3 separate regions of the Homo sapiens genome follow, and regions 1 and 3 are each linked to region 2. A link is a contact called in ENCODE Hi-C or POLR2A ChIA-PET data. All regions are on one chromosome and are shown on one strand. Each heading gives the region's core, a stretch centred on a gene start or an enhancer-like site at or near the end of the contact. The rest is flanking DNA. Distances are from core to core; before and after follow the strand shown.

Region 1 (2,700 bases), core at 27-2,526, 2.4 Mb before region 2:
AACACTACTGTAAGAAAAGTCAGAAGGTTTTCATGAAACTGTGTTTTCAGAATTTTAACAAGCAACTACTTACCTCCCACTATGCACGAGGAAATTTAAATGTATTAAAAATCCCTAAACCCCTCCAGTGCCAAAAATAAAGGCCTTAAAATCATTTTCCAAACTGCGCTGAAATCTGTCAGGCAAGCAAAAGTTCTCCTTACCATTAGTGTAATAAGGCTGGCATTTCAGTTTACTTGCATGAAACCAATTTTGCAAGTGACCACCCAAGTTTTGGTACATATTCTAATATAACCCTATCTGAGAGATCCAAGGACCTGGACACACTGCCTAGTATCTGAAACCCGTCAGTTCAGCTCCCATGCACCCGGCCACCTCCCGCTAGCCGGTGGCCCCTTTCCACATGCTGACGCACTGCCCAGCCCTGTACCGTTGGCGACCAGTGCAAAGTACTAGCCCAGTCTCAGAAACTTTGACTCAGTTATCAGGACACTGAGCACTCACAAGGTGGGTGGGGGTTGGGGGGAGGTGTTTGTCATGGCTCAGGAGGTCAACTTTGAAGCGGGGCATTCCCTACAGGTAGGGATCTGCCCGGAACGCATCCCATCCCAAACTGCAAAACCACAAGCATCAACAGCAGGAGCCGAGCAAAGTGCTCGGCGGAGGAAGAGGAAGGGCGAGGGAGAGAAATGGTCGAGTACAGAAGCCTGCGTGTGGGTAAGAAAATACCCTAACCACTCGCCCACCGGACGCAGGGCGGCTGGGACTGCGAATCCAGCAGCAGCCACAGCGTAGCAGCGGGCGGCAGCCGCCGAGGCAGCAATGTCAGGAGGGCACAGCTGGAGGAGGCGGCCGCCAAAGCCACTACCCCACCCCCAGGTAAGGGCGCCGACCCCGCCCGCCCTATCCGCGAGGAGCGGCCACCTGGGAGAACTGCGGTGTCCGGGAGGCGGCCGACAGTCCTGAACCCGCCCCCTACCCTCCTTACCGCGGTCCTCCCGCATCCCAGTCCTCGGCTGGGGCCCCATCTCGACCCTCCCCAGGCTCAGCCCGACGCCAACACACCCAGGCAGCCTCGGCCCGCGGATCCGGGCCGCCGGGCCGCCCTCGTGTCCCTAGGAGGCCGTCCTCGCCTCACCTCTTCACGTCTCCGCGGGCGCTGCCGAGACAACAACTCCTTCAGGCGCCCGCGTTCCACCCTCCACCTCGCGCTCTGAAGCCGGGCCGGTCCCGTTCGCTCCGCCACCGCTGGAGCCCGAGGAGGGCGGAGGGAACTGAGAGGGGAGGGGAGAAGGGCCGCCTGGCAGGAAGAGGCGAGGGAGGGGGCGGGCCGAGAAGGAGGGGAGGAGGCGGTGGCGGCGGGTCGGAAGCGCGCTCGTCCAGGCCCCTCTGCGCGGCGTGCGCGCTCCTGATGTCGGAGGCGCCCACTCTGCCGGGCGGCGGCGGCGCACACGCGCGTGCACGTCGCTGCGTGGCCGCGGTTGCGCCGGGAGCGGAGGAGTGAGGTCCTGACAGAACCAGAGCTGTTAGAGCAGGGACGCGCGAAAGGCGGGAGTACGGGCGGCGCTGGAGAACCTCCGCGGCGGAGGGGCCTGGGGGTGGGACCGCGCCCGCGAGCCCGCCCTGACCGGGGTGCGTTCTACTGGCAGTTGCTGAGTTCGGAAGATTAACTCTGAATGTGGAGAGATTATTTTCTTGCTCGTAAACCTGGTTTACATATTTTCATTCTTAATGCTCAGTAATCTTAAGGAAAGTCACCTGAAAGAATACTTTTTCACCAAGTACTCTTCTGCGCCTGTTTGAAGGTGTCTGTGTGCTTGTGAAGCGCTCCCTTGTTAGTTCCTTCTGTGAGACTCGGGGGAGACTGAAGAGGGAAATCACCTGCGGGGAATGAACAGGAAAGCAATAAGTAAGCACCATTACGTATTATATGAAGAAAATGTGCCCTCATTTGCACCTTTTTATCCTTTGGGGTAAAAGATGTTGAGGTACAAACTAGGTAGAGGTAGAATAAACCAACGCTTTTTCGCTACGAAGATTGTACTGATCCTTGAATTGTGGACATCCTTCTTCTAGATCCTGCAACCAGAAATGACCTGTAAATTTTCCGAATCTCCTTAGCACTTTGTTCTGTAGTTTTGTGGCACCTAACATGTCAGGCTTATCCAGGTTGCCCTGTGCAGCATTTTATCCCACTAGACAACCGCTGTGAACCTGTATCATTCATTTGTATCTTACACTGTGCACCCTGCCTAACTCATAGGAAGCACTCAATGAATGTGATTGCATGGATAAGTGAATATAGTGTCCAGTGATTGCAGCCATAGAATGACTTTAGTTTAAATATCTCCCTTCTATCCCACTTCAATTCCCCTGCCCTCATTTTCCCACCCATATTTAAAAGCTACTCTGAGAAACGTGACATTTGTCCAAAGGGCCCTCCCTGACAAATTCCTTCCCCCCACACCCCCGCTTTTCCTGATGTTAATGTCTATAGATGCTGAGACATATCAAGAGTGTTGTAACTATTTTTTTGTTTCCCCTACCTTCTGGGCTGCTTCCCTTATTAACTTCTGTATCTCAGGAGCCTACCTAGCCCTGGGCCTGACAATAAATGCTGAAAGTTTTTATTATATTTAATAAAGTTAGGGTTAGAATAACATAAATCATCTGTTGATTTCCTGAGATGTACAGGAACTA
Region 2 (2,700 bases), core at 172-2,671:
GGAGTCTGGGGGTAGACCCACTATCACACCTAGACAGGGATACAAACCATGAGAGGCTTCTCTTCTAAGTGGGCCGTTTCAGTCCAAGTTGCTGACTTGGACAGCAACTTGGACTGAATAAACACAGGCAACTGAGTTTAGCATTAAGCTTTCAGAACCTTCAACTGACAACTCAACGGCTGTTTCTAAATCTCAGAACATTTAAATCAGAATCTAGGTAGCACGTGGGCACCTACGTAGTTTTAAAAGCTTTCCAAGTGATTCAACTCCAAGTGAATCAGAGTGGAGCATCGTTGCCTTAGTCATGGCATCTTTCAAATTCGTTAGTACATTTTTACATAAAAATAAACATCAAACAAAAGAAGAACAACTTTTTGGTAAGAGGGTGTCTATTCTTTCCTTTCCTTTAGTGTCCGCAGATCTTTCCTCCTGCTGTTTTCTTGTCTACTCTTGTTCTTGAACACCCCCTCTTATTTTTATGTCTTTAGAAAGTGCCTGGCACAGTATTTCAGACAGTTAAAATACTGTATCAACAAAGGACCCATAGATACTGTATTAATTTTAAAAGATGTGTAGTGAATATGATTCAATGAGTAAAATAATCCAGCTGGGGCGTGGGAGGAACGGATAATAAAACAAATAAGAGAACGGAAAAACAAAATTAGGAATTGTTTCTGGTAGACAGCTACTGCGGGCGTGGAGATCTAAACATGATACCAAATTGGGCGGAGGGGGAGGGAGTGAGGAAGGAATGGGCAGAGTGGCGGAATGGCCTGGCGAGGGCGATTTCCTGAAGGCTTTCAGGTTACAACTAAGGGATACCGGGAAAAGAACACCGAGCCCTCGTCCCGTATCTATCTAAACTAGCCGTGTTAACTTTAAGTCAATCTCCTCTCTGAACCAGATATTCCTCCTATCTAAAGGGAGGAGCCTGGCCTTAACATCTCTTTCCAAGTCTAGCTCTAATTCTGTAAACAGGGGATCAAACAGATCTCCTTTCTTCAGAAAAGGCCCCAGACGAACCCGAAGCAGGTCCTCGAGCTGCGAGCCACTCTCCACTTGCCACTCAACGTAGTCAGCCAGAGGGACGGATGTGCCACCAAGCACCACCTTCTTTCTAACGCCTCATCACCCCAGCCACGCACTCCGGCGCGGCGCCCAGTCCCGAGCGGTTCTCGGAAGTTTCCCACTCCTCCCCTAATCGCCCTCCACGCACGCCGGATCACGACCGGAACGTGGACAACCAGTGGTTGTTCCTCCCCTAAAGCACAGCATAAATTTGGAGAGATGCATCTAAACTGCGTGTGGGTTCGGGCTCTTTTAGGTGAATAGGGCTCGGCGGATCGACTTCCTCGATTATCTCCGTGCCCTGGACCCGCCCCCTCCGCCTGGCGCCAGGCCGCCGAGCGCCGATCGGCTCGATGAGCGGAGGCGCTGCTGCGGCGCTGCGGCCGACGCCGGGTCCGCACCAACTGTCTCCCCCTCCCAGCTTCTTACCTCGGCTTCCTACTCCTTCCCCCGCCCGCCCAGCACCGCCAGCCCGGGAGAGCTGCCGGGAGTTCCCCGGGAGCCTCAGGTACTGGCGCTGGCCTGTTCGCAGCGGGAGGGGCTGGTGTGAGGAGGAAGGAAACGAAGAAGACGCCCCTGCCTTGCCGCCCCCCGACGTCCTAGTCGGGCTGGTCGGCGGGCCTCGGGGATCTAGGAAGGGACCCCGGAGTGGGAAAAGGTTGGGGCCGGGGGTGCCGTGAGGAAGGAAGACGAGGACAGGGGTATGCGGACGAGGAGCAGTTGAGGGAGAGAAGAATTGGAATTGAGGGGTACTCTGGGGTGATGGGAAGAGAACAGTACCATGGATGGGGAAGGTTTGTTAAGAGTGGGATGTAGTGAGGAATTCCAGGGGGTACAATGGGGCAGGAAGGGCCAGCGTTAGGAGCAGATATATCGTGGGACGTGGCCTGGTGTGACAGATTGGGTGTGGGGGGTGAACGGAGCTGCCTGAAATTGTGTATTTAAAGGGCCCGGGGGAAAGAGCGCCAACCCTGCTGTGTTTATAATGACCGGAAGGTGGGGGTGAATCGTTACACTTGACAGGTTTTGCAAATAATATCTCCGGTCTGTGTCCATCCAAGTCACTTTATTTCTGTGAAACTGCATCAAGCAAGAAGGCTGATGACAGACAAGGAAGACGAATCAGAAAGAGAATGGAGGCTGGGAAAAGGAGAGCCTTTGCCCAGATTCAAAGCTATTGACTAGATAACGTACTACTTACAAAAACGCACACATAGACATTTAAGTATATGCTGATGTATAAGAAGCATACGGTGATGTGACTCATTTGAGTGAATTGTATAGTGGTGGTCTATCCTCAATGTGGAAGTACATGATGGCTCTCTTATTTACATGTATACCTAGTCACAAACAGCTGAATTCACATGTCTTTTTTTGTAGGAGAAATCTTAGGCAGACTATATCCTAGTCTACTTTCTGAGCATGATTTATTTCTACTAGTTGTTTGATACACATATCAGTTACTAATAATCAGTTGCAAATAACATCAAAGTTCATCAAGGTAGCTAATTAATCTGCCTACTGCTTTGCTGATGGGCTATTTGTTGCACATGGTTTCTTGGGATTAAGAGACCTGAATATGGTGTTTGCTCATCCTTAAGATTGTAGTTTTACTGTATGTCTTATAAAGGC
Region 3 (2,700 bases), core at 63-2,562, 2.4 Mb after region 2:
CGACACAATTTGTATACACACACACACATATCAAAAAGGAGCTTCTGTTTAGATGTTTAACAAACGACAAAAAATATTACTCAAGATAACATAATTTATACTTTTTTGGTAATAAAAAGTTAAAATTAAAATAGTGTAGCTCCAAAAGTAAAAAGAGAAACATATCGAGCCCATGCTTTCAGAAATGTATACATTGTCTTACAGTACAGACTCAGATTTACCAGAGAACATATAAGAAGGTGATGCTACTGCAATGATATAAATATGACAAACTGTACACTAGATGACAACTGGTTTCACTACAAAAAAAGATCGTTCTCAGTACTAGATACAACTCAGTTCAATTAGTGAACCCGACGACTAACTTTCTTAACAGTCACAAACTTTTCTACACTTACACTCTACTGCTCCGAAAAGAGGTATCCAAAAAACCCTTCGTAAGAGTAACGATCCCTGAAACTGCCCTTGATAGCTGCTCTGCGAAACGTACAGGCACAGCGAGTGCCTGCTGGCAAATGCCAAATGAAGCGGAGGGGGTGAAGAAGTAAGTAGGGGGAGTGAGCAGGTATGAAAGCGATAGGCCGGGAAGCGACAAGCCTGTCAACTTTGCTGTCCGGGGAAGTCGAAACCTAAGTTTCATCCCTGTCTGAAAAAGTCTTCCCGGAACAATCTTTCCCTAAATCCAAAGCTACTGGCCACCGAGCTCCAGCCAGACCTCCGTCCCTTTCCAACATCCTTAGTTATACCTGCTTGTCCTCGGATTTACCTCTAAGATTCTTATTCTCCGTATTTCAGGGGGCTTCACTTGATAGGCTCTTCGGATCGGTATCACCAGGTTAACTTCTCACAGACCTCTTCCATTCGGAAGCCGACCCGCCCAGTCCCTCCGCATATCCAGCAGCTCTCTCACTCCTAACCACTTCCGATTACTCAGGGTTTCGCTTCCGGAATACGTTTCCAAAAGAGCAGGGTAAACAAATTCTGCAGTGCGTATAAACTCAAGTAACACAGAACACACACTGTAAGGCCTCCGTAAGTGAAAAGCGGACAGATTTCTACTTTAAAATAAAATACCGTACAGCAACTTTTGGAGCCCAAGCCGCATATTCACTTAAACTTCCGGGCCAGCTGTTAAACAAACGGAAGTAAAACTGCCGGAAACAGAATAATGGCGTCTCGTAGCCCCAGGCGACAGCGTGGAGGGGCGGGTCTGTCGATTGGATGAACGCAGCTGAGATTACTCCCAGCCACTAAGGACGAAGAGGTGGGGCGGTGGCGTCCCACGCCTCGTGCGACAGTGGGCGGGGCTTTGTTGCCTGAGTAACCGTATGATGGTGGTGGTGGTGGTGTCTTCCTGTCTCAACGATACCTATTTTCTAGTGCTGAGATCCTGAGACAATGGTGAGTGCCAGGGGATGCCAGAAGAACGGCTCTGGGGTCCTACTTACTTAGCTTTCCAAGTCTTCGGGCGGATGGGCACTTAAAGTTGTCCGGTCCTCCCGACCTTCTCCCCGTTATCTCTTTCCCCCTTCCCACGGGCTGTTCCTGCAGTCTCCTCGCTCTCCGTATTTCTTACAGCACCCTGAATTCCACTAATGTTACTAAGTCTCTAGAGTAATGAAACAGAAAATTTAGGGTAAGGCATCGAGTCTAATAACCTGTTTTGAACAAACATTATGTGTTTGCATTGTTCATCATGGCATTTTTCATGTTCACAGATTCACATTAACGCGCTTTATTAAGAGTATGGGGTGGTGTGTATGTGACTGTCTCAACACTGATCTGAATCTCCCTAGATCTTGGAGTCTTTTTGCTTTTCTGAGTGGCAGAGCACTGCCCCACGCCCCCACGAGGGCCATTAACAGGTGTATGTTGGATCAGCGCTCTTCTATCCAGTTGGTTACCTTCTAGGTCTGTGCTTGCTTTTCTTTTCTCTTTTCTTTTCTTTCTTCTTCTTTTTTTTTTAAACAGAAATTTCTCCTGGGATTGCTTGGAGAGCTTCTGGAATTCACTGTTTGGGCTTCACCCCTGGAAATTCTGAATGAAAGGAATGGAGCTCGGTATTTGCATTTTAAATAAGCCTATAGGTTATTTTAATTCACCCCTATGTTTGAGAGGGTTCTAGTTAATTCACTTAACTACCATATCTTTTAAGCACTTATGGATAACGGACTGGAGGATAGAAAGATCTTTAGATAGTTATAGCTATGAATTTAGAAACAGAGCCCTCACCCACCACCCCTTGTTTCTTCATACTACTCAGCAATCCTTTTGGTTACCCCAGTTTTCCCCTGACCCATTCTCTGTGAAGACATTTTCAAACCTTCCCTTTACAAACCCTGTCTTTTGCCCTCTTCATTTCTCCTTTCTAAACATGATGGAGTATAACAGGCCATTTCTTCAACCTCATGCCCCCAACCTACACATTGCTCTATATTTTTGCCGAGCCTTTAGTCTTGTATTTCTAGTGTAGAGAAAGGGATATTAAAGGATAATCCATCCATCTTTGCTCTTGATCTCATTTGCTTCCATCTGTTACATTTCGCTTCCAGTTGTTTTTTTCTTTCCTGTGCGTTCAGCCTTTTCCTCTCCAGTTTCTTCTCTTCAGTGCTCAAGTCACACATCTTATGAAAATTAAATAAAGCAAAACCATGTCCTCCATCCTGTGTTTATCCAGTTATTTCCTAGTCCTCCTATCTA

Evidence for each region. Hi-C counts contacts between places; a loop is a spot of excess contacts on that map. ChIA-PET counts read pairs that join two places held with the same protein, here RNA polymerase II (POLR2A). Pooled maps may share reads with other maps.
Region 1: a map of CD4-positive, alpha-beta memory T cell shows a loop between it and region 2 (23-fold over the local background). The contact joins the promoter of RABGAP1L here to the promoter of VAMP4 in region 2. A Hi-C loop is called at or near these places in 2 of 168 maps with a recorded cell type or tissue (CD4-positive, alpha-beta memory T cell and naive thymus-derived CD4-positive, alpha-beta T cell) and 10 of 50 pooled maps. POLR2A ChIA-PET finds 5 or more read pairs at or near these places in 1 of 52 experiments (BJ).
Region 3: a loop to region 2 is called in a map of CD8-positive, alpha-beta T cell, with 17 times the contacts of the local background. The contact joins the promoter of NME7 here to the promoter of VAMP4 in region 2. A Hi-C loop is called at or near these places in 2 of 168 maps with a recorded cell type or tissue (CD4-positive, alpha-beta T cell and CD8-positive, alpha-beta T cell) and 8 of 50 pooled maps. POLR2A ChIA-PET finds 5 or more read pairs at or near these places in 1 of 52 experiments (A673).

Annotation. Positions count from the first base shown.
Region 1 is chr1:174,158,096-174,160,795 of GRCh38, reverse strand. It overlaps RABGAP1L (RAB GTPase activating protein 1 like), which reads right to left and starts at 1,276. Exons shown (of 26, transcript NM_001366446.1): 1 at 1,139-1,276. It overlaps RABGAP1L-DT (RABGAP1L divergent transcript), which reads left to right and starts at 1,509. Exons shown (of 4, transcript NR_121197.1): 1 at 1,509-1,632; 2 at 1,806-1,909. RefSeq lists silencers at 871-1,050, 1,171-1,570.
Region 2 is chr1:171,740,786-171,743,485 of GRCh38, reverse strand. It overlaps VAMP4 (vesicle associated membrane protein 4), which reads left to right and starts at 1,421. Exons shown (of 8, transcript NM_003762.5): 1 at 1,421-1,576.
Region 3 is chr1:169,366,409-169,369,108 of GRCh38, reverse strand. It overlaps NME7 (NME/NM23 family member 7), which reads left to right and starts at 1,312. Exons shown (of 12, transcript NM_013330.5): 1 at 1,312-1,401. The coding sequence starts at 1,399. It overlaps BLZF1 (basic leucine zipper nuclear factor 1), which reads right to left and starts at 914. Exons shown (of 7, transcript NM_001320973.2): 1 at 767-914. RefSeq lists enhancers at 335-834, 1,093-1,172, 835-1,336, 276-1,475.